Linked DNA regions of Homo sapiens: regions 2 and 3 are each linked to region 1. The links are chromatin contacts, found by Hi-C or POLR2A ChIA-PET in ENCODE. All regions are on one chromosome and are shown on one strand. The core of a region is the stretch at or near the end of the contact, and the rest is flanking DNA. Distances in the headings are between cores, read along the strand shown.

Region 1 (3,198 bases), core at 646-3,145:
TGATAATCACTTAAAGATGAACAGTTTGATGTGAATGAACGTAAAGAGTTGATGGAATACTCAAGAATTCAAGTGCGTCTAGAAGGGACAAAGTATTTGTGATATTAGTTGGAAAGAGTGGAAGGGAGGGATGCTCAACTGGGCCAGGAGCCTGGCTTAACTGAGCCACTGGATTACATGACCAATACCCACAGTACACTGGAAACTAAAGGCTAAGTAGGCTGCTACTAGTGCGCCAAAATCATCTGCTTCATTCAGTTGTCCTGTGTCCTGGGGCCAGTTTTGTGTGATTACAAACCTGCTTATGTCCATATTTTTCAGTGTCTATATAATAATGTAATTAAACCTCATGTTAAACCTATGAAAAATCACTGCATTAAAAATTGTTTCTTCAGGAATACTGATTTTTAAAAAATTGCTCCTATGAAAACTAAGTCAAATGTTTTGGAGAGACATAACGCAAGGAAGAGTATGCATTTTAAAAATTGTTGAGTTGGGAGTGAGCAAGACAACTGTAAAAGATTGAGCGGTGGGACTTAATCTCAAAAGTACTCTGCACTCAGAAGTGTCTAAATTCATACTTCACTTTAAATAAAGCAAAACGGGAAACCAAAGATGATGAAAGTGCCTGAGTGGCTCTCAGACTGCACACTAGAATTACCTGGGAAGCTTAAAAACCAGGCCACCCTCCTTCCCATTCAGGTTCAATAGTCTGTACTGGGGTCCAGGCATCCAAAGTTTTTAAAAGTTCTCAGGGTACAGCCAGGTTTGAGACTCCCTGTGTAGTTAATACTGGAAAGAGAATTGGGAACTCTGAACAGCAGTCTTAGACACAAAAACAGTCTCACCACTACATCAAAAGATTGGTGAAATGGATATACTTTTAATTATAATGTTTAAGATATGTATGCATTATCTTTAAAATTCCCAATCTGGCTTTTTCAATTACTACCAACTAACCGAATCATGTAATATAAAAGGGCTTCAAGTGTATGATGGGAAGGAGGTTCACATGACAAAAAAAAAAAAAATCTCCTGATAGGGGCCCACATTACCAAACAGGTCTCAGCTTGAGTCTTCTTTCAGTTTAGGAGTCTCAGAATAGGACGCAACACTAGGAACCCCAGAGGACTCAGGTTCTCAGTTTCCTGGTTGGTTCTCTTAGTATGGCTGGGTACGGGAGTCAGAGGGGCAGTTTCTTCTAAACCTTTCATTCCCAAAGGCCACTGATCCCCAGAAGCAAGGCCAGGTTCTGCACGTGTGTTGAGGTCGCCAGGAGGTAGCCGTGGGGGTTGGGGGTTTGTGTGGCGGGGGGGCCTGGGAAGGAAATGTTTCTCCTATCCTCCATTTCACAGGCAGTCCAGAAGGCTCCGAACTGGGTCAGGGAACAAAAAGTTATTGCACTTGGGACGATAAGCCCCATGAGGCAGGCGAATCTCAATCCTACTCTCGCCAAGGGCGCCCCAACCCAACCTTCTTGCCCTCCCCTACACAGACACTCACCCTCCCCTAGTTACAACAGGGGAGGGAACCGAAAAGTCCAGAGGAGAAAAAAGAGAGAACCGGGCCACTTCGAACCTAGAATTATCCCCCCACCAGCGCGGGGATGGGGCTCCAGAGGTGGGAGACCGTACACGAGCTGGGAGGGGAAGTCCAAGGGGCTGGGGATCACTCACCGCAGTCCAGCCCGGGCGGCGGCTCCCAGCCTCGCACCATGGGCCGGGGGGAAGTGGGGGAGAGGGCAGGGGGCCTCCGAGTGGGAGTGGGGTTGCTGCCCGGTGCGGCCGCTCCGAGCCCACCCCAGCGATGGCCGAAACCGGGACTGCCCCCCCCACCGTCCCCGGGAGCGCGCCGGTCTACCCAGCCCTGCTCGAGCAAGTTGGAGGCGGGGCGGATGGGTGGGGTGGGCGTCCAGAGGCGGTGCCAAGGTGGCCCGAGTCCTGATTGGTAGGCGCAGGCGGGCGGGCACGGGCGAAGCGCACTGGGCTGGCCATTGGCTGCGTGGGTCTCGGCTGAAGTCAGGTATTGGCTGCGTGGGCCTCAGCTGGGGTCATCTATTGGATGCGTGGGGCAGGGAAGATGTCCCCTGGGGCCAAGCTGCAGTGCATGGTACCTCCCCCTACCGTCGACCTATCGGCGCCGGACCTTTGGAATACACCGGACCAGGATCCTTCCGAAATTCCCCAAGGAGGGATACTGCACTTTGCTGAACTGTCTGGACCGCCAACAACTCCCAATTTGTTTCCTTCTGAAGGAAGCCCTCCAGGAAGACCTTTTCAGTGCCCCCTCCGGAGCCATACAAACGAGCTGCGCCTTTCCCAGCCGAGAGCCCAACCGCCACCAGCAGCGTCAGCTGTAACAAAGCGCCTAAAGCAACTGGGAACTTGTTCTCGAGAGGGATCAGATGTCTTGCCACCCGGAAAGACGAGGACCTTAGGAGCCTGCGGGCGACTTAGGCCGTTCCCCGGGTCAAACTGGCACCAGACAGATGTTCCCAAAGACGAAGTGCTGGAGCAGTCACCTCATTGGGACCTACCAGACCCTCAGGCTCCCCTCCCTGCCCTAGAAAAGAGGACGCGGAGCTCTCCATAGTATTTGTTTTTCGCTAGCTAGAAAGGGATGAAGACTGAGGTGGGAGAATGACTTGATTTCAAGAGTTCGAGGCCAGTCTGGGCAACATAGCGAGACCTTGTCTCAAAAAAATTTTTTTTAACTTACAAAAAGAAAGGGATGCCAATAAAATGGACTTCAACAAAGCAGTATCCCACACAGTATGAAGTTATGGGCCAAAATTTGTATTTTAGGATTCCCCATCTTCTGTGAGACAGAGTAACAAATGTAAGAAGACAGGCTTGCTCAATTCTGTTTGGCAACATAATTTCACAAAGCCTCTGACTCTGACGTCTCTGGAAAGATCCTTTGAAGACAAAACAGGATAGGGCACACAGTCCTCTATGTCTCTTGCCTGAGTCGCTATATTCCTTAAAAGATAAATGGGCTGGGCGCAGTGGCTCATAAACCTAATCCCAACGCTTTGGGAGGCCAAAGAGGGAGGACTGCTTGAGGCTAGGATCCAAGACCAGCAAGGGCAACATAGCGAGTCCCTGTCTCTACAGAAAAATTTAAAAATTAGCTGGACTTGGTGGCATGCACTTGTAACTACTCAGGAGGCTGAGGCAGGGGGATCATTTGAGCCCA
Region 2 (2,871 bases), core at 178-2,677, 250 kb before region 1:
AGATGCGTTCCTTATTTCGAAGCTCATAGATTCGACATTGCCGAGCCAACAGCCGTTCCCAGAAGCTGCAATCCGCTGCGCCCCCAGCCATGGTGCCTAGCAGGTATGGGTTGATCTCTATCACCTTCTTCACCGTCTGGGAGGCAATGTAAGCACCCGCTGTAGCCCTGGAGTCAGCTGCAACTATGACTCCATGGCGGAACTGTTAAGATCAGAGGAAAACACAAAACAGGCCACATAAGACCACAAAAACACTCCTACATACTTCTTTTTGCATCAATCCAAACCCAGCACATCTCTTTCTCCGTCCTTTTATACTTCACAGTATACTTCTATACTTCACCATATATTAATGTCACCCGAGCTTCACATCAATCCCTTGACATGGATATAACCCATATTAAATTCATTTTATAGGATGGGCGTGGTGGCTCACTCCTGTAACCCAGGCATTTTGGGAGACCAAGGCGGGAGGACCGCTTGAGGCCAGGTGCTGGAGACCAGCCTGGGCAACACAGGGAGATCCATCTCTACAAAAAGTAAAAAAACTTAGCCTGTCGTGGTGGTGTGTGCCTATAGTGTCAGCTACTCTGGAGGCTGAGGCGCTGGAGCCACTGCACTCCAGCCTGAGCGACAGCGAAAAGCCCTGTTTCAAAAAAAAAAAAAAAACAAATCATTTTATAGATGAGGAAACAGGTTCAATGAAATCAAATGATTTCTCAATCTAGAGCTAGTTATTGCAGAGCTGGGCAAGGAACCCCAAATGTCTGATTCTTAGTACAATGCTTACCCTCACCACGCTTCCCCTTCATGCCAGTTTCAGTTACCCCTGCCTTGAGGGGCCGCCCAGTTTCCAAAACTTTGGTAAACGTTTACAATAGCCTTCCCTCGGCCAAGATTCATTGTTGTTGCGGCCTTTCCCAGCTAGAAGATCCTGAACAGCAGCAACCTGGGGTCGCCTAGGAATCAACCCAAGAGGCCTCACCTTCCTCCCCCGACTTACCCCCGGCCCCACCGCCACCCTTTCCAACCAGAGCAAAGACAGGGGCCTCCTGGGCCAATGAGACAGCAAAACTGCTGCGGTCCGAACGAGAGGACCCAGCCTCCGCCTGGGTTGGTGGCCAAGGCCACCGCAAACTCCGGTCAGGCTGGGAGGCCAGGCAAGTCGCGGGCGTTCAGTACTCAGCCTGGCAAGGGGGCTGGCTCCACACCTTGAAGGCCAGGGTGGTTGTTCCATGAAGCATTTCGATTCCTGGCTCTTCTGGGACACCCCAGCCTGGCGCGGCCAGGCTCAGACCATCACTGAGACTCCCTGGACCTAGATCCAGCAGATCTGCACGACCCCCAAGTCCGAAAAACCCGCGCTGGTTCACCGGTAGCGGTCTCTCCAACACGCTGGCAAGCGCCATGTCTAGTGTGGGCAGAAAGAACTAATTCTGAGAACGCCTAGCAAAGATAGGCCGGGCAACGCCTCGCCGTCACAGCTTCACTTCCTATTAAATCTATTCCGGAATGGAGCCATTTTGACTGCTGGCAAGCACGCCTCCAAAAAGAAGAGCCAGATGCGAAAGACCATTTTCACTGAAGGGGGTCGGGGAAATAGATGGCTTCACTAACCTTAAATTCTAAAAGGACGTACCTGCCATCTTGGCTTTGGTCATGCAAGTAGTCCTGGATCAGAATAACCTCAAAATCACAGGAAGTGACTGAAAACGTCCATGTTGCGTAAGGGAAGTGAGGTCGGCCATCTTTGAGAAGGGCGTGACTGGTTGAAAATCGGTTCTGAACCCTTAGCGGTGAGTCCTCCCACTCCAGCCTGGTGTCCAAGCAACAGGTTACATCGCTGCTGCTTCAGCACCTTGTTAACGCGCCTGAGGTTGCCATCTTGTTTAAGGGCACCTTCTAAAATTGGGTAAAATAATGATCCATTCTGAGGCCATTTCCCTATATTAGTTAAACCACAGCAATTAGTGGTAAAACAACGCAACAAAATAAAAGTGCTATACCTCTTGTTGTCAGTCGCCATACAGCAACCCTTCTTTAACAGTAACCGGTTATTAATATCCAATATTCGTTCTCTTGACTCCTACCTTCTGGTGGAAATTCGAATAAGTAATGAATTGCCTAAAAGGCAGATGGAAGAAGAAAAAGCAAAGGGTCCAGTTAATCCACAAACTAGATTCTCAGTTCAGACCTGAATAAGTGTCAGTAGTAATTTACCATCTCAGAGACGGGAGGACGGTTGAGACTGCATAAATATGTACCAAGAGATTCTCTAACTTCAACTTGCTAAGATGATGCCTTTTATTCAGGAACATACTATATTTCATTGCCTCTTCCTCCCTCCACCCACCTTCATTTTTCAAATCTTTTGGGAACTATAACAAACCGGGAAGTGTGCATATGTATGAAATGTTGCCTCCTGCTTTATGGTTCTATGAAGTCAGTCTCTGGCCTTCCTTGTTGGATTCTAGCAGCAACATCTATCAACACCGAAATTCCACTTTCCTCTGATGCCCAGTTCGGCCCCATCTTTCCCCCAGCAGACTCTGCATATGCTGTATTGTTTTTGTTTGTTTGTTTGTTTGTTTTTTGAGACCAAGTCTTGCTGTGTCCCCCAGGCTGGAACACAGTGGCACGATCTCTGCTCACTGCAACCTCTGCTTCCCAGGTTCAAGCGATTCTCCTGCCTCAGCCTCCCGAGTAGCTGGGATTACAGGCGCCTGCCTCCACAACAGGCTAATTTGTGTGTGTGTGTGTGTGTGTGTGTGTGTGTGTGTGTGTGTGTGTGTTTAGTAGAGACGGGGTTTCACCGTGTTAGCCAGGATGGTCTTGATCTCCTGACCTCGTGATCCACCCACCTCGGCCTCC
Region 3 (2,842 bases), core at 240-2,739, 250 kb after region 1:
TCTGGCCCCACCCAACCTGAAGGCCCCATTGTAGCTTCCCTCCTCCTGGGGTTCTAGCCAGGCATGAAGTCAGAGCCATTAAGGAATGCTGAGTGGAGTGGGATTAGCATGGTAATGAAAATGCAAATCAGCACCTGGGAAAGGGGTGGAAGGGATGGGGAGGTCGGGGGAGTTGGAGAACCAAAAGGGAAGTGAAGGAACTGGACTGAGGGGAGCCGATTTCTCGATAACCAGAAAGCAGAAGCCCTCAAGTTGAGGGAGAAAGGTATTCCTCCTACAGAATCCATGGTGGGGGAGAGGGGTAAGGGTGCTGGTTTGTGAGGGTCTGTTATTCCATCGTCACCCACAGGGTGGGCCACACCGCCCTTCCACTACCCCACCTGGTGGGAATAACTGACTGGGCAAGAGGCCCTGTCCTGGGCCCTGCCGCCAAGGGCTGTACACAGGTGCGTGCTCTCTCCCAGCCGGCCCAAGTGCTACAGCTCACCCTCCCTAAGCCTACCAGCTGCTTCCTGGCTCCTGACTCACCACGCTCGATCACAGCTCAGAGTAGGGCTAGGCAGACCTAAGCCCCAAATCCTACAGTAACTCCCAGATCCTCTCTCAAAAACATCTATTTCCTAGAACTGGAAAAAGACATAGCTGATTCCTAGCTAGAAACCAAAGGAGCTTAGCTTTCGGCTAGCTTGTAGGTGAGACTCTGATCGGCCGAGGGTAGGTTGGCAGCTATTTAAAATTGCAAATCTCTTCCCCACCTCCCAACCTAACCCTCCTCCTCTTTAGGAAAGAATTTCAATTGCAAATATATCTCTGCCTCAGTACATCCTCCCCCAACCCCAACTCCCCATCCCCCTTTCTTCTCGGAGCTTCTCCCATCACCCACTATTTATTACAAACCTTTAGCTGCAGCGATTATTTTTTTGCTTTTTTTCCCCTCATTGCATTTTCACTCCTCCATCTTTCCTTCCTTCCCTCTCAGAATCGCTAGGTCCCTTTCTTTGCCCTTCCTACCTTGAACTGGAGACAGTGCAGAAACGGACAGGCCTAAGAGTCATCCCCTCCTGCCACCCCCAAGACCAAGATTCTTGCTCATCCTCAGACCCATCGCCATTCTTCCCTTTAGTTCCTGGCTTTCCTTAAGGGCATCCCCTATCCCTGCGGACACATCTCAGATGTGGGTAAAGAGACAAGGCGACCCCTGAAAGGCCCTGACATTGCTTCCTCTGAAGGAGGCAAGAGGAGGAAGGAGGAAGAGGGTGGATCTGGTGTAGGGTGGAGGTTGGGGACGGTCAGGGAAGACCTGGGTAGAGGCAAGGGCTGGGGGCCTCTGTGAAGGAGAGGGGTTAGGGGAGACAGAGCAGGCAGTGGCGGTGCTGTGATTAGAGAGGAGATTGATGTGAAGGGGCGCCACAGACGGCAGAAAGAGTCAATAAAACGAGAGGATCACATTAGAGGCGACAGAGAGAGCTTTAAATTACAAGGCTGCTGCCACTGAGGGGGATGGGAGGAGGGAGGCCTGGAGCCAAGGGAGGGCGGAGAGTTCTGAGGGTGTAGTCATCCCCTGAGATGAATCTTGCAGCTCCAAAATGGCCCTTAGTCTCCAGAGTTCCCTGCTGCCCCTTCAGCCTATCCTCCTCCCCTAATGCACTGTTTCGTCACAAGGCTGAGGAGGGGAGGAAGATGAAGATGGAGAGAAAGGTGTGGAGAAATAGAAGACATTTTTTCCTTTTGGTATTGCCCTCTTCCTCTGTCCAGACCCAGGTCTCTGTTTACTTCTCAGGATGAGAAAGGAAGGATGGAAGTGCTACTTTCAAGGCTCAGCCAGGGAGTTAATGCCCTACAAACAAAAAAATATATACAGTCGTAATTACTGAGCTGCAAATGTTCTTCCATGGAGGTGGGAAGATACACATTAGGACCCAGAAAGCTGCCGAGAGAGAAATGTGATGAGACAGAGATAAGAGGCTCAGATGTAAAGTTGCAGAAACACAGGTGGAAAGCTGAAAAGCCAGGCCCTGACCGAGCAAGATGGGGGAAATAGTGAGACTTAAGGACCGGAGAATTACAAGAGACAAAGGGCATGGGCAAAGGAAGGACCAAAAAATTGAAGTCTGAGAAAGGAGAGAATCTGCCCCTCGCTGAAGAGGAGCCATGTCGTGGATTCAGGCTGGCCGGCAGAACTGGAGGCAAAGCTGACCAGGGGTGCTTCCTCCCATCCCCCAGCAAGACCAGGGCTCCCTTTGGTACAGCCCCCTCCCACCTCTGGCTGACCAAGAGAGGAAAGGAAACACTACTGCTCCCTAGTGGTTACAGAGGGAATATCACCAAGGAGTTGGCAGGGCTAATGGGACCTGACTGGCTTTTTCCTCCCTAACTCCCCTCCAAAAAACAAAACTCCTTTTTCTCCAAACCCAACTCCATGGCAAAGTCTTTCGAAGTGAAGTCTATCAGGGCACCATCAAGTTTGCATACAATGATTTTCACATCAGGGCCTTCCAAACAGTTGTTTTTCATTTTTTGAGACAGGGTCTCGCTCGGTCTCCCAGGCTGGAGTGCAGTGTCACCATCTTGTCTCACTGCAGACTCTGCCTCCTAGACTTAGGTGATCCTCCCATCTCAGCCTCCCTCCCAGTAGCTGGGACTACAGGCATGTGCCACCACGCCCAGCTAATTTTTGTATTTTTTGTGGAGACAAGGTTTCGCCATGTTGCCCAGGCTGGTCTCAGATTCCTGGGCTAAAGCAATCTGCCCGCTTTGGCCTCCCAAACTGCTGGGATTACAGGCATGAGCCACCAAGCCCAACCTTCCTAACAGTTTTGCCTTTCACTTTTCTAATTGTTTA

What was found. A loop is a pair of places that touch in the nucleus more often than their neighbours do. ChIA-PET counts read pairs that join two places held with the same protein, here RNA polymerase II (POLR2A). Pooled maps may share reads with other maps.
Region 2: a loop to region 1 is called in a pooled map, with 6 times the contacts of the local background. The contact joins the promoter of PSMB5 here to the promoter of HOMEZ in region 1. A Hi-C loop is called at or near these places in 9 of 50 pooled maps. POLR2A ChIA-PET finds 5 or more read pairs at or near these places in 3 of 52 experiments (GM12878, HEK293T and activated CD4-positive, alpha-beta T cell).
Region 3: a loop to region 1 is called in a pooled map, with 2.0 times the contacts of the local background. The contact joins the enhancer-like site here to the promoter of HOMEZ in region 1. A Hi-C loop is called at or near these places in 1 of 50 pooled maps. POLR2A ChIA-PET finds 5 or more read pairs at or near these places in 5 of 52 experiments (CD4-positive, alpha-beta T cell, HepG2, OCI-LY7 and 2 more).

Annotation. Positions count from the first base shown.
Region 1 is chr14:23,284,237-23,287,434 of GRCh38, forward strand. HOMEZ (homeobox and leucine zipper encoding) reads right to left here and starts at 1,896. Exons shown (of 2, transcript NM_020834.3): 1 at 1,677-1,896. The coding sequence starts at 1,716. RefSeq lists a silencer at 1,626-2,035 and an enhancer at 2,126-2,405.
Region 2 is chr14:23,033,473-23,036,343 of GRCh38, forward strand. It overlaps PSMB5 (proteasome 20S subunit beta 5), which reads right to left and starts at 1,428. Exons shown (of 3, transcript NM_002797.5): 1 at 1,212-1,428; 2 at 1-202. The coding sequence starts at 1,409. RefSeq lists enhancers at 1,154-2,353, 1,154-1,823, 1,608-1,902.
Region 3 is chr14:23,537,487-23,540,328 of GRCh38, forward strand. All of the region lies in intron 1 of ZFHX2 (zinc finger homeobox 2), which reads right to left. It also overlaps a transcript of THTPA not described here. Among named protein-coding and RNA genes, the nearest start is that of ZFHX2, 13 kb to the right of the region's middle. RefSeq lists an enhancer at 1-809. Within about 2 kb of position 1,490, at least 2 of the 41 ENCODE cell types and tissues checked have a DNase peak (open chromatin) inside an H3K27ac peak, as active enhancers do.